Regions from separate parts of the Homo sapiens genome. Here regions 2, 3 and 4 are each linked to region 1. A link is a contact called in ENCODE Hi-C or POLR2A ChIA-PET data. All regions are on one chromosome and are shown on one strand. Each heading gives the region's core, a stretch centred on a gene start or an enhancer-like site at or near the end of the contact. The rest is flanking DNA. Distances are from core to core; before and after follow the strand shown.

Region 1 (6,575 bases), core at 1,994-4,493:
AAAATGAGATATTGAATATTTTAAAATATAAATGTAATTGTATTAAATTACAAAAGTATACCATTCATTACAGAAAAGTTTTTTCTGGGCATGGTTATGGAGGAGATTGAAGTTTGCTTTGAAACAGGGGAGCATACGTCAGTGACAGTGGTTTGCAGCGTAGCTTCACTGAGGGACAATAAAGCCAGGAAAATTCTGTTGCTGATTTTATGACCACATCCCCTTTTCATGGCCATCCCTTTTACTGATTGGGATGCCTACTAGGACTTTTGTGTTTTCTACGATAATACTGATTTTTAGTGAGTTTACACCACTTGATGAAAGAAAATTGAATGTATAGTACCTGCAATTTAAATGTTACACATTTGTAAGGCATTTCATATATAGGTAAAATTACTAATCTGAAAAAATAATTGGCCTGGTTTTTATTCAGCAAAATATATATACATGGCATTCAAGTGGCAGAAGCAGCTGGAAAATTCTGTGTTTAAACTTCTAGGGCTGCGGGAAGACCCTCTCTCTTCCATTTATAATGATCATTTATTACTCACTCAAGTCAAACAAGTATTGCTTCTCTGGCTTAAGACGTTGGTGCATGTGGGAGAGGTGAACGGTCACAGATAATTTCATTGGAATGAATTTGTCACCTGTTTGACTGGAAACAGATCTGAATATGGGAAGATGCTTTGTGCACACAGTGGACCTTGGAGGAGTAAGAAAGGGACTCGCCATTGACGGGGTGAAGTGGGGGGCAGCAGAGAGAGGGGCTGGGGTGACCAAGACTGATTGGGCAGCTAGAGAGGAGGAATGCCTCTAATCCTGCGAAGGCCTTTTGTAGCCTATATAAAATTCTGCATAAAAATAATTCTGCAGACCATCCTGGCTAACATGGTGAAACCCCAACTCTACTAAAAATACAAAAAAATTAGCCAGGCATGGTGGCAGGTGCCTGTAGTCCCTGCTACTTGGGAGGCTGAGGCAGGAGAATGATGTCAACCGGGAGGCGGAGCTTGCAGTGAGCCGAGATAAGACCGCTGCACTCCAACCTGGGCGACAGAGTGAGACTCCGTCTCAAAAAAAAAAAAAAAAAAAAGTTGCAAAATTCATACATTTTGAATGAGTTGCAAGAAAAAATGAAGTTACTCTGTTGTTTTCATCTCTTTTAAACTGTCCCAAGTCCAAGATCAGTTGATATAAACATGCTGTGGTACAACTTTCCTTGCTTTTCAGAGTGATCTCAAGCCTATGTCCTTATCGGAAACATATTTGTCTGGTCATGACTGACTGTTGGAATCTGTCTGGAAGCACACATGGGAAACACCTGGTATACCTGGTACCTGGTGTACCTTGTATTACCCTCAGGGCTACATGGATTGTGTTGAAAGCTGTCTTTTAACATGATGCCCATCTTTGGTTGTGATGACTTATTTTTTAGAAATTAGTCGGGTTAAAGTGAGCCACACTTCTCCATGGACATTCAGCATATAGGATGTCACAGCAAGGAACACAACTGCAAGTTAGGAGCTGGCATTGAGTCAGGGCACGGAGCAGAGGCTGTATCTCGAGGAAAAACAGTCGGCGTGAAGTTGTGTGAAGGGGGCATAAAAGTGACTCAGAACTCCGTCTGATCGTGGAGGACTGAGAGGGCAAAAGTTCTTGCTTGGCGGGGCGTGGTGGCTGATGCCTGTAATACCAGCACTTTGGGAGGCCAGGGTGGGTGGATCACTTGAGCTCAGAAGTTCCAGATCAGCCCTGGAAAGTTGGTGAGACCCCATCTCTACAAAAATTAGCTGGGCGTGGTGGCATGTGCCTGTAGCCCCAGCTCCTAGGGAGGCTGAGGTGGGAGTATTGCCAGAGCCCAGAAGGTCACGGCTGCAGTAAGCCAAGATGGTGCCGCTGTACTCCAGTCCGGGTGACAGAGTGAGATCCTGTCTCCAAAAAAAAAAGATTAGAAAGTTATTGCTCAAGTGATATTTCCATGAAAGTACAACTTAGTGACAAATTACCCATTATTTGAACGCTACAACTTTCACAGAACAAGTTGGACAATGTGTATAGAAGCAAGTTTCTTAACAAACAAGCTATATTACTTAGGAGTAAGGAAGGGGAATGTGGCATCTCATTTCAGACTCTTAACTTCCTCTTTTGAGTCTGACACATCTTCTATATTTTCTTAAGGCCTCCCAGAAGCAAACAGGCAAGGCTGGAAAAAGGAAGTTAAATAGTGATTTGCTCAATTTGAAAGAAACATAACTTTTTCACATGATACCAAACGTTTCCCAAATGAAACACTCCCTACCCTGCCCCAGCATGCAACTTTCCAACTAAATCTGGCCCAAGTAAGTCGTCTCATCAGCTGGATTAAATATACTTTCTTCATCTTTGGCTGGGTCTTACCAAAATGAGTGATTCAACTTCTTAGGAGAGATTGCTGCAAGGGTTACACCAACAGATAAATATGGGAATTTCTTTCACACTTGCTCGTTTCAGACCAATAGCAGAGCTAGGTAAACAGTGATCTCATCTTCAGTCACACAGTTTTGCTGACATTACAAAGAAAGGTGTCAACACAGATTTAAGGTGGCTGTCAACTTACTGAGTCCATCATTTTGGCTTTTGAGTTTTTCACCATAGAGAGCTAACTGAGAAAAACGAAAAACTTTTTTTTCTACTTTTTTTTTAAACTAGAAAAGCAATGGCTGCTCCTTAAATATATGTAAAGAATAGAAAGAAGAGAGAAAGGTACTAATGTATCCCACCACCTATATGGAAACAGTATTCATATTTCTCCTTGATTCTGAAACATTTATGATCTTTGCAGGGAAATTTTTGGTATGTTTCAGGTAACTGTAGATGAGAGCTCTTTCTTTTCAATCAGTTCTGAGAACTTGATATCTTAAGTGGTTCTTTAAGTCCAAAATATTTCAGTTGAGTTAAACTTTAACCAACCTAGGTGATTAGTGTATATGCTCTAAAACCTTGCGGAACACTTTGTATCAACAAATAACACAAACCCTGAATTCCTGGAGCATGTATTATGTTTATATTCAAACATAACCCTGAAATGTGTTCTTACTCTAAGTATCTCAGACACATTCTTCTTATTTGAAAGCTTCGTGTATTACTCAACAACCTCTAACATATCTCAGCGATGTTAAAGACACATAGAGAAGAAATGACATCATGAAGCTGATTCTGTTCTTTCAGCTTTGTGTTTAGCTAATGCTGAACAGAGCGGTGAGTCATGCAGTCCTGTGACCAGCCAGGCGCTTTTCCAATCAGAGTCTGTTAAGATCTTTGACAACAGTACCTGTAGTTGTTTGAAGAGGAGGTTTCAGTAGTGACCTGTACCCTTGGTAATAACAGGCTTTATAGGTAACAAAATGTGTTCTCTGCCTACTGAATAACAAAACACCAATCATGAGATAACGCTTAGTAAAGCTGACTCATTTCCTCCTTTACAGATGAAAGGAGTTGTCCAAGAAATGACTATCTCAGAGGGAAATTTTCCTTCAGGTCATTACGTGAGTCTCTTTAAAGCATGGCGGACTGTAGCATTAGGTTTTCAGTTATTAGGTATATTAAAAAGTAAATTTTATTATGAAATAATATCATACATTTAAAGCCCGGTCCGGTTTTATCTTGAAATATGTGATAACTCCTGGTTTCAGATGCGATTCAGAAGAAATAGGTTGACTTGTATCATCAGGTGTCCAGAAGATTAAAATTTCTGTTTTATTAAAATGTGGAATTCACGTTTGTTTTCAGCCAAGCAAGGTTTGGTGATTCTGCAGCTGTCACCCTCAGCATCTCTGTAGGACAGCCTCTTGCCCCTCTTCACCCAGGTCTGCAGGAGGGTGGCAGCGTGGCTTGGGAAGGCTGGGTGGCGGGAGCTCAGAGGGGGTGCAGTGTTCCCACCACACAGCGGCGGCTCAACTGCCCAGGCTGTGGGGTTTCCAGCTGTGTCGTGTTGACTTGAACCGACTCAGCAGGCGGTGCCCTCCTGGAGCACCTGAAGCCTCCAGAGAAATATGATGGAAAACCAAGAGGCCTCCACCTCCCTGACTTGCTGCGACCTCCTGGGCTTTGCAGCCAGGCTGCTTTCGTGGATGCAGTCCTCGAAGCTAGTTTGGAAGACATTTATTTTTAAATATACAGGAAGCCAAATACGTTGAGAGAAAAGCCGCCTAATGCATTCCTCTGTTCATCTCCAAAGTCATAGCTGGTTTTCTAGACCCGATTTTCATCAGACTTTCCAAAGACAGAAAGAGTCTCCTCTACATAGGGCTTCCTTCTTTGCCTTCATCTGTAATGCGAGCCTTGCCCTAGGTTGCCTCTCTCTCTCCTTGCTCCGCCTGCTTCGGAATTCTCCTGTCATTTCAACAGTGGTACCAAGCTTTTTGTTGTTAGGAAATCACAAATTCTGAAACACACTCAACTGAGCAGATTTAAAAATAACCTAGGCTTCTCTACTATTTGGGTAAGGCCACTTGCTTGTTTGGGGTTGCTAATGGGAATAAGAGACTATGTGTGATTACCTCTAGAGCCTGCTTGTTTGCTCTGAGGAAAGTTTTATTGAAGAGCCACAGGCTGCGTTCCAGAACACTGGCCAAACACTTTGCACATGTGTGCTGTTGGGTCCTAGCACCGTCCACTCCACTCCTGGGAAAGGAATATGCCCTGGGGACGGAGATCTCCTTGCAGAATGCCTGTGTGGGCTGCATCTAATAAGGTTTTTTAGGAGTGGTTATGGCCCCCTGTTGGGTTCCTAATAAAAGCCCGTTATCATTTTTAGCTTCTGGAAATCCACAGGTCCCTAATTTTGTAAAAGGTGCTTTCCATGCCTTGCAGTCTGTTCTCCCAGGGAAATTTAATCTGAATACTATGTTGCAGGGTGGTGGTTGGGAGGTAATTGCTAATACATTGTGGGCCCAGAATAGACTGGTCACATTGTATTTCTCCCTTTTCACCCTAACAAATCAGAAACCGGATGATACTGTTTGTATTCGGAGTCTGAGAGTCTCAGCCTCGCCTTATCCTTCACCAGCCCGGACAGCAGCTAGGACTGAAGGTGCACGTGCCCATGTTTTCCTCCCAGCCACCCGGTTCCCCGCTCTGTCCCTCACTGATCTGTGCATAAACTGGGCAGGTCTACTTAGATCTGCTTTATACAGCAGGCTTTTATATAAGCGTTCATTTGAAAACCAAGAGATGTATAAAGGCTTTTTGGCTTTGTTTTGACATAGATAGGATCTCACTCTGTCACCTAGGTTGGAGTGCAGTGGTGGAATCACGGCTTACTGCAGCATTGACCTCCCAGGCTCAAGCGATTCTCTTGTCTCAGCCTCCCAGATAGCTGGGACTAAAGGTGCACACCACCACTCCCAGCTACATTTTTTTTTTTTTTTTTTAGTAGAGACAAGTTCTCACTATGTTGCCCAGGGTGGTCTCAAACTCCTAGCCTCAAGTGATCCTCCTGCCTCAGCCACCCAAAGCATTGGGATTACAGATGCCTGGAGCATAAATGCCTGTAGATATTGAAAAGGGAAAGGAATGTGAAGGAAGTACCCCAGAGGCTTGTGCAGCCTCACCTGGGCACTCAGAAGAGGCCTCTCAGGCAGGGAATGGACAAGGTGCACGAGCCAGCTCACATCCGTGGTTCCTCCTCGGGTTCATGGGAGCTCACCCATAAGGCATAGATTGGTTCATGATGGAGATCAGGAGTATTGTCTTGGTACCAAGTACCTTGGTGTCTGGCTGCTGTTTCGTACCATGTGGCCTCCAAGGCTGGTTGGGCTCTAGGACTCAGATGATCTGTGTGGTGCTGATGCTGAGGCTTCTTTTTCTCCAGAGCCACCTACATTTAAAGTCGGAGAGGCTGATAACTACAACTGCCATTTATGACCTGCTGAGCAGTGTGCTACACAACTTCTAGCATCATTGCCTTGAGTTCTCGTAGCAACCTTCTGATAAAGAGAGTCTATTCTTTAACAGATGAGAAAAGCTATATGAGCTGGTGAACTAGGGTGATTTGACCAGATTCACACAGCCAGAGACTAGCAAGTCAGAACCCAGTCTCCTGGGTCTTAGTGTCTTAATCGGTTTGGGCTGTTATAACAAAATACCTGAGACAGGTGGCTTAAACAACAGACAGTTGTTTCTCCCACTTCTGAAACTGGAAATCTGAGAACAGGGTACCAGTGTGGTGGGTTTTGGGTGAGGACTCTGCTCCTGGCTTGGGGATGGCTGCTTTCCCACTGTGTTCTCACGGGGCGCAGAGAGAGGAAGCAAAGCCTCCTGCGGTTCCTCTAGAATCCCATCTCAAGGCTGCCATTCTCCTGACCTCATCTAAACCTTCCCCCTACCAAAGCCTGAACCTCCTAATACATCACCTCAGGAGTTAGGGCTTCGGCATATGCCTTTGGCCCACGGGGGTTGGGGACAAACATTTAGTCCATAGCACTTGGATTTGCAATCCATGCCTTAACCGTAGACATTCACAGCTTTCTCGGCATAGAAAATCTCAATATGATCTGACAAACACCATCATGAGGCCAGCATAGCTTCCCCATGCG
Region 2 (6,575 bases), core at 2,531-5,030, 920 kb after region 1:
AAAGTCTATAGTTTAGGTGGCTGTGGAGGCTGCACAATTCCTGTCTCAGGCCATGTGAGCTGAGCACCCTGAAAGCAATGAAAGAACTGGGAAGACATCTTTCAATGCTGAAATCTGAAACCTGTCCTTGAATATGAGAATAATGGATTCCAAATTCTACAAAACATTATGGAATCATATTGCAATATTTGGAAGCAACCTCGCAGCTGCCCTCTGGAACTGCTGATAAACATGATGGTCATAAGCGTACACAACATGCAAAGCAAAAGTGATTGTGAATGGAATCCACATTTAGTTGAGCCCAGGAAGAACTGGCAATATGTTCTTGACTCAGTTTTGCCAAAAGAATCAGAGGATTCTCCTGGAATGCCAGCTTCACTGGTTGGAACTCTTCTGGAATCCAGGACAGTCTGTGATTTATTCACAACAAAGGTGAGGTCGGATATGCTCAGGATATGCAAACTTATTTTTGCATATGCCTGCAATACATAATCAGCATGAATAAGGTTGTACAATTTGGATAGCCGACAGCATAATTTGCTTTATGTCTTTCTTTATTCCCTCTGACCTCACCCTCTACTTAGGTGGGGGCTATGGAACTAAAGAAAGATCATAGAGAAATAGAGAAATTCATTAAGGGGCCCCTTAATGTTCAAGGGTTTTCCTTCCTAGGGCCACATTCCAGGATTCCTAAAGTCAACAAGAGACACTACTTCCATGCCAGAACACTCCAGTGAAACCCACGTTTTCATTTCTCTTTCTACAATGGAGTCAATGGGTTTGGATGTGTTCCTTTCTAGATTGCTTTTTGGCTTTCATAAATTGTATGAGAAGTTATTTAATTGACTTTGATATGGGGGAAAGCAGTAAATATTTAAATCTGATGAGGATGCTTTTGAAGGAAAATCATCCTGGCCCCAGGATAGCTCATCTTGCTTAACATATTTAGGGCTGGGCAACAGAGTGAATGGAAATGTCAGGAAGAACATAATCCAATCCAACTAGTGACTGCACAAGCCAGGCCTTATTAAATAAGGTGACAGCCAAGAGGGCACTGGAAGCCCATTGCCCTAACTCAGTTAGTCCTGTGTGCTTTCAAGAGTCCTAAACAAAGGGGAATTTGAAATAACAAATTTGAACACAGTCAATATGCAAACACATAACTCATAAGAAGGCATATTGATATTAAAATTTTAAAGTGTAAAGGTGCTATAGATATCTCGGCCAAGTTATCTCTGACTTTTTCAATGATATTTACAAATCTGTCAATTGGTATGCTTTAAATATTTTTTAATCCATTCTTATGGTTACTTATTAATAACTTTTATAAACTTTATAGTATATAAAATGAATTCAAATTTCCTTATCATGTTGAATATAAGTTCTGGTTTCCCAGTTCCATCTTCAAGATAGCTGATTGACAGTATATGACTAAGAAATAGGACTATAATTGCTAATGGTTTGCTTTTTTATATAGGAAACAATACAAATGAAGATTAGAATTTTTACTATTTTTTTAACAAAATTAGCAAATCATGCACTTACAGACTCAAACACAAGCCTAAGTAAGTAGACAAGCATTTATTGTATCCACTGTACAATTCTTTCTCACCATTACGGAAATTAGCTTATTCCTGGATGGTTCAAAAGCTTCCTAAACACATGGAATTTAGATAATTACAAAAGGTTTTTATAATGGAGCCTCTTTTGCAAATCAATATAAAATTGTTAGCTGACCTGGAAGGGGGCACGGACCGGAAAGCCATTTGTTTTAATGGAGTCTTAAGAAAACTGCATAAAAAAGAATATGCTGTTAACGTCTTCCTAATAAATCAAAACAAGAGACTATTTGTAATATAGTAAATGTAACTTTGAGAAAATTTAATTATATTTTTTTAAAAGAATAATCCTGAATGTTGACTTGGAAACCACAGATTTCAGAACTTGCCTCTATATTACCAATATTTCTTTTCATTGATGCTCTAACCTCTAAAAACTAATAGTAAATGATACATCAAAATGCTAACCAACCTACAAAACTGAGTACTCCAATGTTTCTGAGAATTATTTGGGATATAAATTTAAAGCTCATATATGAATAAAATTATAATAAACTCATTCTGCAAGATTATGTATTAATCCAAATAAAATATATATTTGATTTTTGAAAATGTCACAACTTTAAAGAATTAAAATTTACATAAGATGAGAGAGGTTTTAATACACAGTTTAAACATTTGGAGGCTGAAATTAACTTTGATTCCAGCATTTTTTGCTTTCTGATTTCAAATAATTATGACGTTTAAAAATAATCAAAATATCTCAAAGTAATATTTTATGTTATAATTGGTTTGTTTTTACTTTGCCGTGAATTAGTATACTAGTTACAAAAATGGAAGCTGATTGGAAAAAAATAGAAAAATGTCTTAAAAACTTTTTGAGGGGTCATTTATTTTTTTAAGAAGTAACATGTATCTAATGCTGTCTTGGATACACTAAAAAGCACTTAAGACATATGTGAATTCACTTAATAAAATTGTTTTCCATATAAATATTATTTAAACTCCCTAAAATATTGTCTTTTTCTTTTCTTATTAAGGTATAAAATTTCTTTGCCTATTTCTAGAATTAATAAACAAGTTGCTATGAGCAACTTGGGAGAAACACAATAAGATTCTTTAAAAACTTTTTTTTCCGTTTCTTTTTTTAAGTTTTCCTGTTGGCCTGACTCATTGTGCTCTCACATCCCTTTGAAACCATATGGGGAAGTAATAAAGTGTGTCTCTTCTTCCAAAGATATGCACTGTTTATTAACTGACTAAGGGAAATACTATGAGCTCATTACTATTTGTCATACATGGTCATTCAATCACATTGAGCAACAGACAAGACCAGGAAACACCCGTGTAAAAGGACAATGGATAATGGGCAGTTTAACAGTTTAATTTTTTATGAGAAAAAAAAGAAGTTGAATATGACCTTAGATAAAATACAAAATACAGCAATAGTAACACTGCTGGCCATTTCTATTCAACAACAAACTCTCTGTTCTCTGCAGAGACTAGGAGGCAGGTACAGGATTCTGCCTACAAATAACTTTCTTTCTTTAGCACCAAATTGTGCCCAGTGTAGCACCACTTATTGTCCAAAGAATTAAAAGCCTTCAGCAGCAGATATTATTATTGTCTTTCAAAGATCTCCTTCCTGGGAATTCCATCACATGTAAACATATGCTTAAGGATTTAGCTCCATCTACAGGAAGCAGAAAATAAAACAAATTATTTGTAAATACAAAGTCCTCTCTGCACACATCCATTTAGATAAGATTGTTTTTGCTTCTTCCAAATGATGCTTTTGGCTGAGAAAGTTCCAGCGGAGAAAGGAGAGCAGTTAGAGTAGGAAATGGGCATATGACTCATCCATTCCTGGGGTTTTGAATCAGAAGAAAATCTGATTCTACTTCATTAAATAAATTTCTATAAAAAGCAGCCATTTATAAAACATGACTTATGAAACATATTGCCAAGGAGGAAGCCTCTCCCAGGATTTTGCAGGGATTTATCAAACAAGAGTCCCTGAATGTTAAAGTTTCAGATAATTCTGTCTCTGGATGTGGGTTTCATTCCCCTTCTTCCCCATAAACTTCCTATCCTCTGAGAATATGTGCCACCCCCCATAACTGTGTCCACTGAGCCAGATCCCAGGACAAAGGGTGTCAAGGAGGGTTGGAGGAGATGGCTTGGGAAAACCTGCCAATATCCTTTCTCAAAACAATGGCAGAAATCTGGGTGCTGTCTTCTTTCCTGCTCCACATTAATTGACAATAAACATAGCTATTTACTTAAGAGGAAAGCGGAAACTCAGAAATGGTTTGGTCACCAAAAACCACAAATGAAATATTCCATTTTCCCCAAAGTCATATTTATCCACTCTTAAACAACCTTCTAAAGAAGAGCGCATCGTTAGTTGGACATGTTAGTCAAGCCACGTCCTTGCCATGGAATGTTCTTCAGAGCATTGAGTGGAGATCATGTACCTCCACATTCCCGGAAGCATATGCCTCATGTTTCTTCATTGAATAATTCAAATCTAAAATTAGGGGTAAAATGCTCTATTGTACAAAGATGCTGCCTTGTTTATATACCCAATTTCCATTTCTAAATAAATGTACAGTAGCTCTGAATGAAGAAACTGCGTTTGGGTTAATCCTTTGTACCAAGAATAATGACTAGGCTCCAACCTCAATCCTGCATGAGTTTATACTGAAACTTCACCATGTGTATGAAACTATACTTACTCATCAAATCATTTTATTCCAGAGTAAGGAGAAGATCTGCCACAAAGAGAAACACCCAACTCTACCCCAGAGATGCTACAATTCTCAAATTCCATAAATTAGATGTTTTTCAGCCTCAAGCCTTTCAAGTCTCCTTCAGATTTCTATTACTTTTGCGTGAACGATAAACTCATAAAATGTAAGGTTCTGCTCTATTAAATAATGCATTATGGATGTCATATGATTTTGTAAAAGCTTCATAACATTTCTAAGCAAATAAATTATAGAAACTCTGGGTAAAGGTAGTAGATTAGACACATGCTCGCCTATGTCTGCTCCTTCCACAAATCCTAAGGAAATTATAGAGAAGAAGTATAAATTCACAGACAGGTGACTGAAAGGAGAGGCTGCAGTGGATGAGATACATTAACAAATATTTGGGCGGGATGGTGGAAACCGACTTAGCGGAACAAAGGAAGCTGAATCCTAAGAGAATTTTTCACTGAAGAATGGGGAAAGATAAAAAACGAGAGGTTCTGAGTTTTGCAAATGCAGTGATCAGATGGGGTTCAAAACCAGGAGGGCCAATTGACAGGTGGAATAAATAGTGATCGGGCATCCAGGATTCCTTCTCTGAGTTTTTAAATGTTTTCTAATTGATGTATAATAGATGTACACACTTTCAGGATACATGTGATAATTTATTGCATTCACGTAATCAATAAAGATAAAAGCAGCGCAATTAAGATGCCTATCACCTTGAATATTTGTCTTTTCTTTATGCTAGAAATATTTAAATTATTCTTTTCTAGATATTTTGAAATATACAATAATTATTGTAGACTATAATCAGCCTACTAATCTATCAGTCTTATTTATTTTATCAAACTGTATATTTGTAGCCATTAATCTGAGACTAGTAACCATACCTCCCCAACACAGAAAGAAATTGATTCAGAGAGATTATACACTGGGACATGTGAGGCACAGTGGTGGGTGATGCTTAGGCATTAAAACCAGGAGAATTAGGTTAAACTTTATAAACTTCACTGCAGAAAATGGAAGCAGAAGGAATACTTCCCAGTACCTTTTATGAGGCCAGAATTACTTTAACACCAAAGCCAGATTAAAATCATTACAGAAGAATAAACTAGACTCCAACATGTCTTATAATTATAGCTCAACAGAATATTAGTGAGTCAAAGCCAACAATGTATTTTTTGAAATACACTACAACCAAGTGGGATCATTTCATACCTGAAGTAAAGTATACAAAAGAATGATTCAACATTCAAATATCAATCAATGTCATCCATCATGACAACAAGCTAAGAAGAAAAATCATATGCTCATATCAATAGATGCAGAAAAAACATTTGACGAACCTCACAACCATTCAAAATAAAAATTCTCAGCAAACTAGGAATAGAGGGGAACCTTTTCAACTTGATAAGAAGATATCTACCAAAAACCTACAGCTAATATCATACCTAATGGTGAGAAACTTAATGACTTTCCCTTAAGATTAGAAATGGCAAGGATGTCCTCCCATACGATTTCACTTGACATCATGCCCAAAATGCTAACTAGCACAAAAAGACAAAAAAGTGTAATTGAAAATATACAAATGGGAAAGGAAGACATAAAACTGTCACATGAATGACTCTGTAGATTTAAAAAATATATATATATAAGTAACAAATGAGTATATCACGGTCACAGGGAACAATATTAACATATATAATTATTTTGTATACTAGGAGTAAACAATTGGAATGTAAAATGTAAAAAAGGAATACAATTTACTATTGCACCAAAAGAATGAACTCTTTTGTTAGAACAAATCTAACAAAATATTTAAGTATCTACATGTGGAAAACTACAAAATTGATGAAAGAAATCAAATGACATTTAAATAAATGAAGAAATATTTCATGTTCAAAATCCCAGCAAGTTATTTGTTAGATATCACCAGCCTGATTCAAAAGTATGAAGAAATGCAAAAAATCTAGAATTGTCCTCTAATGAAGAAGAATGAAGTTAGAAGATTCAAATCATCCAATTTCAAGATTCGCTATAAAGTTTATTGTAATCAAGACAGCGTGGTTTCAAAAACAGAATAAACACATTCATCAATGAACAGAATATGAAGCCAAGCAATAGATCCAAACACATTCACTTAATTCTTTATGTTGGCCTAAAGGTAATTCAATGAAGACACAGGCTTTTTAAACAAATTATGTTGGAACGGTTGCACACCTATTTCCAAAAAAAAAAACCTAGACACAGACTGTACAAT
Region 3 (6,575 bases), core at 2,006-4,505, 830 kb after region 1:
CCAGAAAGGAGATGGCCAGAGACGGGGAGCCCAGATCCCATGCACAAATTTCAGCCAATTAACTAACCAACCTTAAACCATGCATACACAAGGCAGGATCAAAGCACTTTGGAATGAATTTTGAGCTGTGTTCAAAACACAATGTTCATGAGTCTAAAATAATTGTCCGCTAAAATTTAGAAAATCAATACTCTATTAAGGATTATAACAGGATTCAGTCTCTACATCTTCAGAGTATTCAAGAAACAATACAAATCCAGTCAATAGGTGAAGAAAGAATGGATATTTCATTCATTCTCAAGAGAAAAGACAACCTATGGAAAACAATACCCAAATGAACATATGTTGAAATAAGCACATAGGATATTATTTTAACTATTTTAACTACACTCAGTAGTGTAAAAAGAAATATGCTCTTAATAATCAAAATACAAATAGTTTCATCAGCAAATAGAAACTAGGAAAAAGTCTCAAACAGAAATGCAAGAATCAGCCAGGTGCAGTGGCTCACACCTGTAATCCCATCACTTTGGGAGGCTGAGGTGGGCTAATCACCTGAGGTCAACAGTTCGAGACCAGCCTGGCCAACATTGTGAAACCCCATCTCTACAAAAAATACAAAAATAGCTGGGTGTGATGGCATGCACCTGTAATCCCAGCTACTTGGGAGGCTGAGGCAGGTAAATCGCTTGAACCTGGGAGGTGGAGGCTGCAGTGAGCCAAGATTGCACCACTGCAATCCAGTCTGGGTGACAGAGTGAGATGCTGTCTCAAACAAAAACAAACAAACAAAACAAAACAAACAAGAAATGCAAGAAGGGAAAAATACAATGTATGCAGTAAGCACACACTAATTGGGCTTCACAGAATAATAGAATTGACAAAGAAAGGGGTCAGAGAGATCAACAGAACTTTTTAAAATCTGAACAATACCAAGATTGATAAGCAAAGTGAACAAAGCTTCATGGACCTGTGAAATAATCTCTGAAGTTCCAATATCCATGTAACTGCAGTTCCACAGCAGAAGAGAAAGAAAATGGGACATACAGACACACAATTATTGAAAAAAAAAAACTGAACTTTTTCAATTAGGTAAAAGATAAATTTACAGATTATAGAAGCTCAGTAAATTCCAAGTGTGAGCAAACATCATTAAAATGAGCAAGTATGTAATAGTCAAAGTATTTAAAGCCAAAGAAAGAATGTTTTCACAAGCCAGACAAAAATGGCATATTACATACATGCAAAAAATGTTTCAAATATCTTTTTCTTGTCAGAAATTTTAGATGTGAGAAGACAGTTGAAAAATATTATAAGGTAATGCAAGGAAAGAAACTGCCAACCCACAATTCTACATCCAACAAATGTATTCTTCAGAATATGAAGGCAAAATAGAGACAACCTCATACGTTCCACCATTGTGTTTTGGAAGCAGATAATTTGTTTTCTAGTTTTACAGTTCTGTGGATGAAGGGACTTTGCCCCAGTATGGATGAAAACTAAGAGTCTCACCCATACCTAATTTAGATCATTTCAATGATGAGATTTGTAACTTTTTGAGTTGATATTAATGTGACATTTTTTAGAGTTAACGCTTAAATGGGTTAAGAATTTGGGGGACATGGGTAAATGTATTTTGCACACGGGAGAACATGAATTTGGGGTGCCAGCTGGTGGAGTTTACTGGGTTAATTAGTGCCACCCTTCAGCCCCCTAAAAATGCCTGTTCAACTGGAACCTGTGAATGTGACCTTATTTGGAAATGGGATTTTTTGCAGATTTAATGATGAGGTAATCATGGATTAGAGGGATCTATAATCTAATACATGGTATCTGTGGTTTCCTCATAGGAGGGAAATTTGGACATGGACACATAGGGAAGACAGCCATGTGGAGACAGAGGCAGAGGTGGACCTGCTGCCGCAAAACCACAGGGCGCCAAGTACTGTGGGCCACTGAGAAAACTAAAGGAGAGGAAGGATTCTTCCCTGGAGCTTTGGAGAGGGTGCGGCCCTACTTTCACCTGGATTTCAGACTTCAGACTTCCAGAACCATGAAGGAATAAGCTCTCTTTGTTTCAAAACCACTCAGTCAAGGCACTTTGTTACAACAGCCTAGGAAACTAATACAGGAATTGGTATTAGTAAAATCATTATTGTTGGCTCATATGACCATACTCATAGAACTTTTAAGATAATATGTAAATAAGCAACTAAAACAAAAAGTCAGAAAGCTTTATGGTGCCAGATCAATATACAAATAAATATCATTATTTTCCAATAAAAACAATTATATAATGTAACAATAATAAAGTAATAATACAAAGAAACTTCCCATAATAGCTACCAAAAATTCTAAAGTAGTTATAACTAGTTTTTAAAAATAATATGTTCAGAAATTTTATATAAACAAATATAAATTTTAAGTTAAAAAGAAAAAGAAATGGATAAATACATCATTAATGAAGTTTCAATCAAAATTCATACATGAATATTTCACAGAATTTGACAAGTATATCTAAAAATTATTTTAAAGGAGTAAAACGAGCTTGGAATTATTTGAAGAAGAAAGTATTTATCCTTTTGTATATTAAGAGTTAGCCTAAGTCTCCCGGGACTCAATGGTATCACCTCTCTAACAAAAAAGGTCACAGAGATATGAAAACACATCATAAAAAAATCTATCGTTTTATCACACAATGATTTGATCACCTGTGCACATGGAAACAACCTTATTTTAAATCCTTGTTTAGAGTCAATTTTAAGGGATAATGTTGCATGTGAAGCTCCATAATCATTCTTTTGTGTTAAGTGGTTGAGGAAAATATCAGGCTGGTGAGATGTTAATTATAGGTCCAGGGAATAACTTGAGTTAATAAATCAGAGATGAGTCCAAAGTTCTGTAAACAAGTTTCAACATTTCTGGGCACCTGAGATTAAGCACAGCTCTGAGAAGTGCTCCACACGTTCCTAAGTATATGATGCAAGTTTTACTTTGGCAAGAAAATGTAACTATATCTAGTACCCACCTTAGGAACATGAATGACGAAATGGAGATTTCACATTTGCCAGATGAATAGGACTAATGTAGAAAAACAAATCAAACTGTCCTTTACTCTCAGTCAACCCCCTTCTCAATAACAAAAACATCCACATATCCACATTGTCCATCTATTTTAAGGTCAATATAGTATGGATATTATACCAACTTGCAAAAATAAATTAAACCACTTACCACAGGTATCCTCCAACATCATTGGCACCATTAAATAACATTCATTCAGAACTACTTTTAGTGAATGTAGATACTTAATGTTTACAGACGAGGAAATCTGAATGGTACGAAACAAACAGAGACTTGTTCAAGGTCTCACACTGACTCAGCAGCAAAGTCCACATAGGAAGTGAATGTTCCTGAAGTAGCACATTTTGTTTGGACTACAAGACCAACTGAGTTATTATCTTTATTTGAAAATGATTCATGCAAGTCTGCCACAGATGAAGGCAAGCTGTGGAATTCTTACTCAAACTCTTTGTTGTTATTATGGGAAAGCTTCAAGTCTGGGGTTTTTTGTTTGTTTGTTTAATACCTCATATTTGTTATCCGAAAAAAACAAACAGCGTTCATTCACCTGTCAAGCAACAAACGACTCTCCACGAGAATGCAGATTTTGATCAATAGGAGTTTTATTACTTGGCTCAAGTAAGGGGAGCACTGGGTGTATTCTCCAAAGCAGTGTCTCCCTGAGGGAAAGTGGCAGGAGGGTTTTATGGGGTGATGGAGAGGGGAGAGGGTGCATTATCGCATGTAGATGAGGGGTCCCAGCGGTGCAGACACAGTGTCATCATGGCAACACATGGGTTACATGTTATGATAACGGAACTACAGTTCCTCCAGGATGGAGACGTTACAGTCATGAGGAAGATTCACCAGGGTTCATCTCTAAGTTGCCAGGGTCTGTCAGGAGCTGGTTTCAACCAACTAGGTTACTATAGTCCACCCAGGGTTTAGGGAAGAACAGGCTGCAGGGCAGGAAGCTGTAAATCAGGCTGATGGCTCACGTGGATTAAACTCCTATGGTTCCTAGAGACCCTCCTTGTCTGCTTATATATCCTAGAACTGAAAAATAAATTGAAAAGTGAAGTGGTTATGGTGGTCGCACTTCTGAATTCTGGTATGCCCCTCCTACCTCCCCCTACTAAGTAAAGAAAGATAAATCAGTCGTCTTAACAGTATTTAAAACAGCCCTTCCCAAAAACTCAATACATGAAACTTTCTTTCTAGTTGATCTTTGTACCAAATGATCTGGCCAATAAAGGAATAAAATCTTTGAGCTCAAATAACCATGAAAATGCAATACCCGATTTTCCTAAATGCACTTCCTAATGTGAAGGCCATTCACAAAAGCAAATATCCACCCCAGATTCTACTGGGTATGAAACATCTCAATGACTGATACTTCATCTTATCACCTGAAAATTAAATAATTTTATTACAAAAAGAATTAGTAGATTATATTGCTAAATCAAGTTTAGCCTAGAGCTGCCTCCTTACATATTTTAAGTTCAGTCTAAACGTTTCTCTGTAGGTAATGAACTGTAACCTCACTGGACGTGTAAACAGACTGTGACCTACCTACTCTTGTGCCAATCATGGAGTTTCAGCCAATCACAGGCGGCCGGCTGTTCAAACCATGTTTAAATAAGGCAAACGCAGAGCTGTAAGCAATCTAGGTGTTTCTGCACCTCTCGTCCATTTTCTGTAAGTCCTTTTTCTGTTCATAAATCTTCTTCCATCACGTGGCTGTGCTGGAGTCTTTGAACCTACCCTGCCTCGGGAGGCTGCCCCAATCAGCAATTTGTTCTTTGCTCAATTAAACTCTATTAATTTAATTTGCCTAAAAATTTTTTAACAATGTTTACTAGTAAATTTCATTTTTTCTTGCAAAAAAGAAAAAATCCTGAAAACAGGAGTAGGGAAAGATTGATGGCTAAAATTAAATATGGTTAACTTTAATATTTTAACTTATCACAAGAAAATTGCATTGCTTTGGACTATAAAAGTGATACATAAATCTTTCACTTCAGTAGCGCCATCACCATCATCAAATATTTAAAAACTTACATATGAAAAGAAATATGGTGGGGAGGGAAGTAGACAGAAACAGTTAAGAAACTAGGACATAATAAGACAGCAAAATTCCTGTTGGTTTATTTTTTGCTTGTTTCCTTGCTTAGTATTCTCTGATAGCCAAAGAATAGACGAAATATTCTAAGAGCCAACGAATAGACAAAATTGGGCAGCTGCTTCTGGAATACAAAGGTACAAATCCTTAGAAAGTTCTTCTGAGCAGATAATCTTCCCAGAGCCTTGACACAAATGTGATCATTAGAATTTTATTTCTCTGGGTTAAAAGTAACCTCAGGGAAGACAGCACTGTTGAGAGGCATTTACATCACTGAAAATTATTTTGGCATAACATTTTAAATATAAAAACCAGCTTGGAAAATGAGAGACGCTGGAAAATGCAAAAGCCTGTGTACATGGGGCCTATGCTTTAGGTTGGAGAGCCAGGACCCCGGGCGAGAGAGAACAAGCTAAATGACCTGAGTTAAGTGACTTGGTCACTGCTGCAAACTTTGCTTCCTCATCCATTAATTGAAGATAACAAAAGTAAGAACCTATCGCACAGGATGGCAGGGAGGACTAAATTAGCACGACAATGACCATCAGAAAATATGTGCTCATTACACATTAACCATTTCTCTTCCTCTCGTTCCTCTCCTTTACTTCTTCTACCAGCATCACCTCCATTGCCACTTCACAACCTCACTACCCCATTGCTAATTTTGTCTTAAGGCATGCTAGAGGTTTAAATAATAATCAAGTATACTGCTTTTCACTTATCATTAGCAAAAGCTTTTGAACAAGCCTATGAACAAGAAGAAGCTACGTTCTCCCAAAGGTTTTTTTTTTTTTTTTGAGACCGAGTCTCGCTCTGTCACCCAGGCTGGAGTGCAGTGGCGCTATCTCGGCTCACTGCAAGCTCCGCCTCCCGGGTTCACACCATTCTCCTGCCTCAGCCTCCGGAGCAGCTGGGACTACAGGCTCCCGCCATCACGCCCGGCTAATTTTTTGTATTTTTAGTAAAGACGGAGTTTCACCGTGTTAGCCAGGATGGTCTCGATCTCATGACCTTGTGATCCGCCCGCCTCGGCCTCCCAAAGTGCTGGGATTACAGGCGTGAGCCACCGCTCCCGGCACCAAATGTTTTTCTGATGAGATCAAAGTTATCTCAAAACAGTATGTGACTTTTTAGTGTATGTGCTCCCCCAAAGCATCTGAACTAAAAAACCTGAGTGTTTCTTCTTTTCAGGTCTGAGTTTAAGAGTCAGGTAAATACATCTTGTTAAATATTTCTAAATTATTTTCTCTTGTATGATTTTCCTTTAGAAATTGAATTCTCTCTTTTCTTTGGGTTTTGCTGAAAGGTTCATCGATCATTCAAATAAATTTCACAAAAATATTAGGAGTAGGTACAATGGCTATAATGCATAGTTAACAGAGAGATCATT
Region 4 (6,575 bases), core at 3,436-5,935, 760 kb before region 1:
CCTCTAGCCGGGAGTAGGGAGTGATTTACCCCCTTAGGACGTTTACCAGTGTTTGGAGGCATTTTTTGATTGTGCCATTATTGAAAGGATTGCCCCTGGAATGTACTGGGGAGAGGCCAGTGATGCTACCGCACATCCTACGATGGACAGGACCACACCCCACAAAGAATGGTCCAGACCCAAATGTTGGTAGAAACAAGGCCGAGGGACCCTGCACTAAACCAAGCGCACACTGTGTTTGGTTTGAATGTTGTTAGCTGGGGAGGGGTGGGGAGTGAGGCCGAGGGGAGTGTGAGGGCCTAATCTTGGATGCAGTCCCTGGCCCACTTTAATCTCTCTTGATGTAAGGGTTGTGTTTTTGTGGCGATTGTCGGGTGTCTGATTTTTATTGGTCACTGTGTGCTGTAGTCGCCCGTCTGTTTCCTGGTGGGATTCAGATGTCCTCAGACCTGTGCCTGCTGTCTGTGTGGTATGTACCAGAATTAAGGAGTTGGTATGGAACACACTGGGAGGCCTACCCCAGAGGCCCTGGGCTTTCTCTGATGTTTGTTTGTTTTTGAGACAGAGTCTTGCCCTGTGTCGCCCAGGCTGGAGTGCAGTGGTGTGATCTCAGCTCACTGCAACCTCCACCTCCCAGGTTCAAGCGATTCTCCTGCCTCAGCCTCCTGAGTAGCTGGGATTACGTGCCTGGCTAATTTTTGTATTTTTGGTAGAGACGGGGTTTCAACATGTTGGCCAGGCTGGTCTTGAACTGCTGACCTCAAGTGATTCACCTGCCTTGGCCTCCCAAAGTGCTGGGATTACAGGTGTGAGGCACCTCACCTGGCTCAGAGGCCCTGGGCTTTCTTGGGAGGTAAAACCCATATGTTCTCTCTGTCTCAGCTGGGAGGGCTGGGGCTCTGAGGCCCATCCATGTGACTCCATGGCCGCAGGTGCTGTCTGGACGAGGTCTGGACAACCTTGTCTGGCGGGGACAGCGCCTCTTCCTGCCCCTGCCCTCGGTGGGGAAGGAGGGGTTCTGACTCTGAGATCTCATTTCCTTTAGGGAAATTCACGGAATTTCTGCAATTCTTCTGCTGAGATGTGGCCAAAATAAATCCTTGTGTGCAAATGGTGTTTTGGGGGAATTCTAATTTTTATGATAACTTTTATAGTAAGTGGCACCTTCGAAGCTGTCTAGGAGCAGAGCTGAATGGACTGTTTATGAATTTTGGCACAAAGAATGATCAGGCTTTTGGAATTATCTTACTGAGGAAGATAGGAGCAGCCTGGGGATCAGCTCATTTGAGCCCAAATTTCCTCTCTGGCACCCTCCCCACCTGCCCCAGAAGGTGGGAAATCCTAGTGAACGGGTCCATTTCTTCACCTTCCTCCAGTGTAGCCCAGGCACCTACCTCTGGGCGTCTTGGGAACATAAATTCTCATGGACCCTCAGACCGCCAGGACTTTGTATGAGTGGTGGGTTCTATAACCAGCTGTAGCAATAAATGTTGAATCCATTTATGGTATCATCATTTTGCTGTTACAGATATAAAAATCCTGTATCTTTCATTCTTTTTTTTTTTTTTTTTTTTTTACATTATACTTTAAGTTCTAGGGTACATGTGCACAACGTGCAGGTTTGTTACCTATGTATACATGTGCCATGTTGGTTTGCTGCACCCATTAACTCGTCATTTACATTAGGTATATCTCCTAATGCTATCCCTCCCCCCTCCCCCCACCCCACAACAGGCCCCGGTGTGTGATGTTCCCCTTCCTGTGTCCATGTGTTCTCATTGTTCAATTCCCACCTATGAGTGAGAACATGTGGTGTTTGGTTTTTTGTCCTTGCGATAGTTTGCTGAGAATAATGGTTTCCAGCTTCATCCATGTCCCTACAAAGGACATGAACTCATCCTTTTTTAATGGCTGCATGGTATTCCATGGTGTATATGTGCCACATTTTCTTAATCCAGTCTATCACTGATGGGCATTTGGGGTGGTTCCAAGTCTTTAATTCTAAGATAGAAAACACACTAAAATCTGTGAGTGTTTTCCTAACTGGGCAGCAAAGCCCCGGCTGACCTGGAGCGCGTTGCCTGGGGGTGATCCCGTCACCCAGCCGAGGTGACGGCTCCCACCTCTCTTTGCAGGGGTGGGTTTGATGCCGTGCACTCCCAAGGGCCCAGAGTATGGGTGCAGTAACACTCACTGCTTTTTAAAACATTTTTTATTTTTAATTATTATGGATACATAATAGTTGTACCTATTTATGGGGTACATGTGATTTTTTTAAAATTTATTTTATTGAAGTAAAATATGCATATATCATTTACCATCTTTACTATTTGTGGGCATAGAGTTCAGAAATATAGTCTTCTTCCCTTTTATCCTTGCTTTTCCCCACCCCTCCCCTTCCATACCTCTGATAATTGCAGTTCTCGTCTCTATGAGATCAACTCTGTTAGCTCCCACGTATGAGTGAGAACAGGCAATGTTTCTCTTTTTATGCCTGGCTTATTTCTTATTTCTTTTTCCATACAGAGTTTTGCTCTGTTGCCCAGGCTGGAGTGCAATGGCCCAGTCTTCGCTCACTGCAACCTCTGCCTCCCGGGTTCAAGCGATTCTCCTGCCTCAGCCTCCTGAGTAGCTGGGATTACAGGCACCCACCACCACGCCTGGCTAAATTTTTTTATTTTTAGTAGAGATGGGGTTTCACCATGTTGGCCAGGCTGGTCTCAAACTCCTGACCTCAGGTGATCCTGCCCTCCTGGGCCTCCCAAAGTGCCGGGATTACAAGCATGAACCACCACGCCCATATGCCTGGCTTATTTCACTTAACAGTAAAGCACTTTCATCCCCATTGCCACAAATGATGGGGTTTTCTCCTTTATGGGTGAACGGTGTTGTGTTGTGGGCGTGCACCACGTTTTCTTTGTCCATTTATCCGCTGACGGGCGCTGATTCCACACTGGGCTGTTGTGATGGGGAGTGAATGTAGGAGTGCGGAGGTCTCTTTCTGCCGATTCCCTTTCTCGGGGTATATGCCCAGCAGTGGGGCTGCTGGCTTGTGGGGGAGTTCTATGCATGTCATAGTCTCATACAAGCATGCAATGCATCATGATAAAATCAGGGTAAGTAGCATATCCATCACCTCAAGAACAATCATCTCTTTGTGTTAGGAACACTCCAATTTTACTCTTTTAGTTATTTTGAAATATTATTTTGAATATATATTATGTATATATTATTATACATTATGTATAATATGAATTATATATGTATTATACATATCGTATACAATGTTATACATTATGTATAACATTATTATATATTATTAAACATTATTATACATTATTAACTGTAGTCGCTCCATAGTATCACTCATCCCTGGATTTTATTCCTTCTATCTCAAACTGTTTTTTACCCATTAACCATCCTTCTTTACACCCCTGCTTCCTTCTACTTTTCCCAGCCTCTGGTAACCATCATTCTGTTCTCTGTCTCCACGAGATCAATCCTAACTCTGTCTTCATGAGATCAATTTTTTATTTAAGCTTAAATGTATGAGTAAGAGATTGCAGTATTTGTCTTTCTGTGCCTGGCTTATTTCACCTAATTTCTGCCTGTTCCATCCATGTTGCTCAGAATGACAGGATTCATTCTTTTTTATTGGCTGAATAATATTCCATTGTGTATCAAGATGTGGAATCAGTCTAAGTGGCCATCAGTGGGTGCGTGGATAAAATGTGGCGTATATACGCAATGGAATATTTTTAAGCCATTAGAAAACCTGCTTTTTAAAATCCCAAGTCTTCTGAGTCCTGGCCTGCCTCTCAGACCTGGGTTTTGGGTGAGCCATCGTGGGCCTGCAGGACGTACTGCAGTGACTGTGGATGCATAAATCAACCTTTCATTTCTGTGTGCTCATCTGTGCAGTAGAAATGGTGTTTGCCCTCCTGTCTCCCTGGTAGAAAGGACTTGGAAAAGTCTGAGACTAACGGGGCAGAGGAGCTGTTTGACTGCTTTTCAGGGATGAGACGCGCATGCCTTTGACTCCATGGGTGTGTGGCCAGGTAGGGAAACGGGGTCTGCACCTGAACACATCTATTCACAGATGGCTCTGCACTGAAGAGGCTCAGCCCCCTCCCCGGCCTGGTCTCTGCGTCATACCCACAGGCTGGGCTTCTCTCTGAGTGTCAGGGCGATGGCATCTGGGGTGGGCAATTCTTGGTGGGCGGTCCTTTGACTCTCAGGATGCGGAGCAGCACCCCTGTGTCCACCTACCCCATAGTCATGACAGTCAAAGATGTCCTTACAGTATCTCCAACATCGGCGAACGTCCTATGGGGGGAAAATCACTCTTTTGGGGGACCGCTGTTCTAGACCTATTTGGGCTCAAATTGAGGGGATATTATGTTTTATTTTTTTAAGGATGACTCAGTAATTTATCCAACAGATTTTTTTCACCTATACTCTAGTTTCTAACCTAGAGCTCTCTGGGTTACCAACAGACCAGGACAGTTAAACAGGTTACTATTAATTAAAGGGGTTTGTTTTTTCCTTCAGTAGTGCATGTGTGAAGAAAGTATTAACCTGGGAACAGTGGCGTTTCTGCTGAAAGCCTGGCCTTCATCGAGGGACCTCTGCTGTCTGGCCGCTGCTTGAGCTCCTATAAACCTGGGCCAAGCCTACGTGTGAAGCATGCCAAGCCTTGGGCTGCATTCCAGGGAGACTCGGGGAGGGTTTGCCAGTTAACCCATTCCTTTCTACCTGGTGAACCAATTGTTGCTTCTTTCTTTTTTCTCTTAAGCTAAGGTTTTTCCTTAGAAGCCTACAAATGGCTTTAGCTTCTTGGAGATGATGATACTAAGTATATCAGATGCTTTGACCCAAAGGCCATGCCCAGGGTAAACTACCCTGGCTCTGGTGGGTCCAAACCAAGCTGGGGCGAGTCAGTTGGTTAATCCAGGGCTGCCACTGTGTCTGCAGGAAACAGTCGGCTCCTTGCATTTGGTTTCATTCATGAATTTCATATCCTGTTGTTGAATATTCTTCTGCAGATTTCAGAAATTGTTCATATTATTATAGCTCTTCAAATATGACTCACTTAAGATTCTTGCCGAGCACCGTGGCTCATACTTGTAGTCCCAGTACTTTGGGAGGCTGAGGCGGATGGATCCTTTGAGGTCAGGAGTTAAAGACCAGCGCGGCCAACATGACGAAACTCCGTCTCTACTAAGAACACAACAGGTAGCTGGGCGTGGTGTAATCCTTGGAAGGCTGAGGCTTGAACTCAGGAGGTGGAGGTTGCAGTGAACCTAGATTGCGCCACTGCATTCCAGCCTGGGTGACAGAGCGAGACTGTGTCAAAAAAGAAAAAGAAAAAAGTCTTTTATCTTAATTTTTTGTTTGTTTTAAAGTTTGGTTCTGCTCTAGACAGCTGTTTGTAAACAATATCAGAGCTGTCTTTGTCATAGTCCACACCCTAAAGAAAGGCTAGGAATAATTCTGATCATTTTATCGCTAGTTTTTTCCATGATTAAAAATAACACATTCAAAAGGTGTCAGATAAGTGATGCCTTTTTATGTTGAAAGGATAAAGGGTGTTGGTACAGCATCAGCATCCAGCCTCTGGTCTTCCCAGATGTGCTGCCATGGAGCCTGTGCCACCTGACCCCCGCCACCGGCCCCCAAGCTTAGCTCAGGTGCCCGAGGGTCTCCATCTCCCCATGGCCCCCGGTCAGCAGCCCTGTCCCTGCACCCAGACTGGCCAACCCTTCTGAGCTTGAAATATCAGCATGTGATCTTAGCTTCCCTTGTTTCAGCCCTGAGCATTACAGCTTGACTTACTATACCAATAAACAAACCATTAACTTATCAATGAATTGATTGGCATCATGCTTCCCTTCTTTAGTTGGTCTCGTGGAGGTAGAGAGGAGGATGTAGATAGCAGAGGCTGGGAAGGGGGTGTGGACAGGAGGGGATGCAGAGAGGTGGATGGGTGCAAACATATGCTTAGATAGGAGTAGGTTCCAGTGTTGATAGCGGAGTAGGCTGGCTGTGTTAGCAACAGCGTATTATATTAATGTATTTCAGAGCAGCTGGGGGAGAGGACTGGAAATGTTCTGAATGGGTTGAAGTTAAAAATACCCAGGGTGACAGACACCCCAGTACCCTAATTTGGTCATTACAGGTTCTGTGCATGCAACAGATACTCACATGTACCCCACAAATATGTAAAATTATATGTGTCAATAAAATTGAAAAAATATGGGGGAAAAAAACCTTTCCCTTCCTGATAGAAACCCTTCATTCTTCATTAGCCATAGGAAATATTTCTTTTGGGTTAAAATGAAGCTCCTGCTTTTACAATTTTTAAAGTGAGAAATCTCACACTTGTGACCCAAAATAAACACCTTTTCCCCAGAAGTGCTGGTGCTCCCCTGTCTGAGGAAAGGGGTGTGGGGGACCTCTCCTAATCTGGAGGATGCCTGAGCTGCTGGGATGTGTAGATGGGGGTGGCCACGGAAGCCTGAGCTCCTGGGATGTGTGGATGGGGGTAGGGGGGTGGCCATGGAAGCCTGAGCTCC

The links. Hi-C counts contacts between places; a loop is a spot of excess contacts on that map. ChIA-PET counts read pairs that join two places held with the same protein, here RNA polymerase II (POLR2A). Pooled maps may share reads with other maps.
Region 2: a map of mammary epithelial cell shows a loop between it and region 1 (26-fold over the local background). The contact joins two enhancer-like sites. A Hi-C loop is called at or near these places in 3 of 168 maps with a recorded cell type or tissue (MCF 10A, endothelial cell of umbilical vein and mammary epithelial cell) and 4 of 50 pooled maps. POLR2A ChIA-PET finds 5 or more read pairs at or near these places in 2 of 52 experiments (AG04450 and MCF 10A).
Region 3: a loop to region 1 is called in a map of endothelial cell of umbilical vein, with 11 times the contacts of the local background. The contact joins the promoter of MANCR here to the enhancer-like site in region 1. A Hi-C loop is called at or near these places in 2 of 168 maps with a recorded cell type or tissue (endothelial cell of umbilical vein and mammary epithelial cell) and 4 of 50 pooled maps. POLR2A ChIA-PET finds 5 or more read pairs at or near these places in 1 of 52 experiments (MCF 10A).
Region 4: a loop to region 1 is called in a pooled map, with 10 times the contacts of the local background. The contact joins two enhancer-like sites. A Hi-C loop is called at or near these places in 5 of 50 pooled maps. POLR2A ChIA-PET finds 5 or more read pairs at or near these places in 2 of 52 experiments (OCI-LY7 and activated T-cell).

The regions. Positions count from the first base shown.
Region 1 is chr10:3,849,253-3,855,827 of GRCh38, forward strand. No RefSeq gene overlaps it. Among named protein-coding and RNA genes, the nearest start is that of LINC02639, 19 kb to the left of the region's middle. RefSeq lists enhancers at 1,915-2,271, 2,980-4,179. Within about 2 kb of position 3,244, at least 37 of the 41 ENCODE cell types and tissues checked have a DNase peak (open chromatin) inside an H3K27ac peak, as active enhancers do; they include endothelial cell of umbilical vein and mammary epithelial cell, where a contact is called at or near this core.
Region 2 is chr10:4,768,116-4,774,690 of GRCh38, forward strand. No RefSeq gene overlaps it. Among named protein-coding and RNA genes, the nearest start is that of AKR1E2, 55 kb to the right of the region's middle. Within about 2 kb of position 3,781, at least 9 of the 41 ENCODE cell types and tissues checked have a DNase peak (open chromatin) inside an H3K27ac peak, as active enhancers do; they include endothelial cell of umbilical vein and mammary epithelial cell, where a contact is called at or near this core.
Region 3 is chr10:4,674,815-4,681,389 of GRCh38, forward strand. MANCR (mitotically associated long non coding RNA) reads right to left here and starts at 3,256. Exons shown (of 4, transcript NR_024475.1): 1 at 3,235-3,256. LOC105376373 (a long non-coding RNA gene) reads left to right here. Exons shown (of 4, transcript XR_001747338.2): 2 at 1,851-2,005; 3 at 4,589-4,761.
Region 4 is chr10:3,086,431-3,093,005 of GRCh38, forward strand. The region is part of intron 2 of PFKP (phosphofructokinase, platelet); the gene reads left to right. Among named protein-coding and RNA genes, the nearest start is that of PFKP, 22 kb to the left of the region's middle. RefSeq lists enhancers at 4,241-5,440, 4,921-5,120, 5,975-6,575. Within about 2 kb of position 4,686, at least 20 of the 41 ENCODE cell types and tissues checked have a DNase peak (open chromatin) inside an H3K27ac peak, as active enhancers do.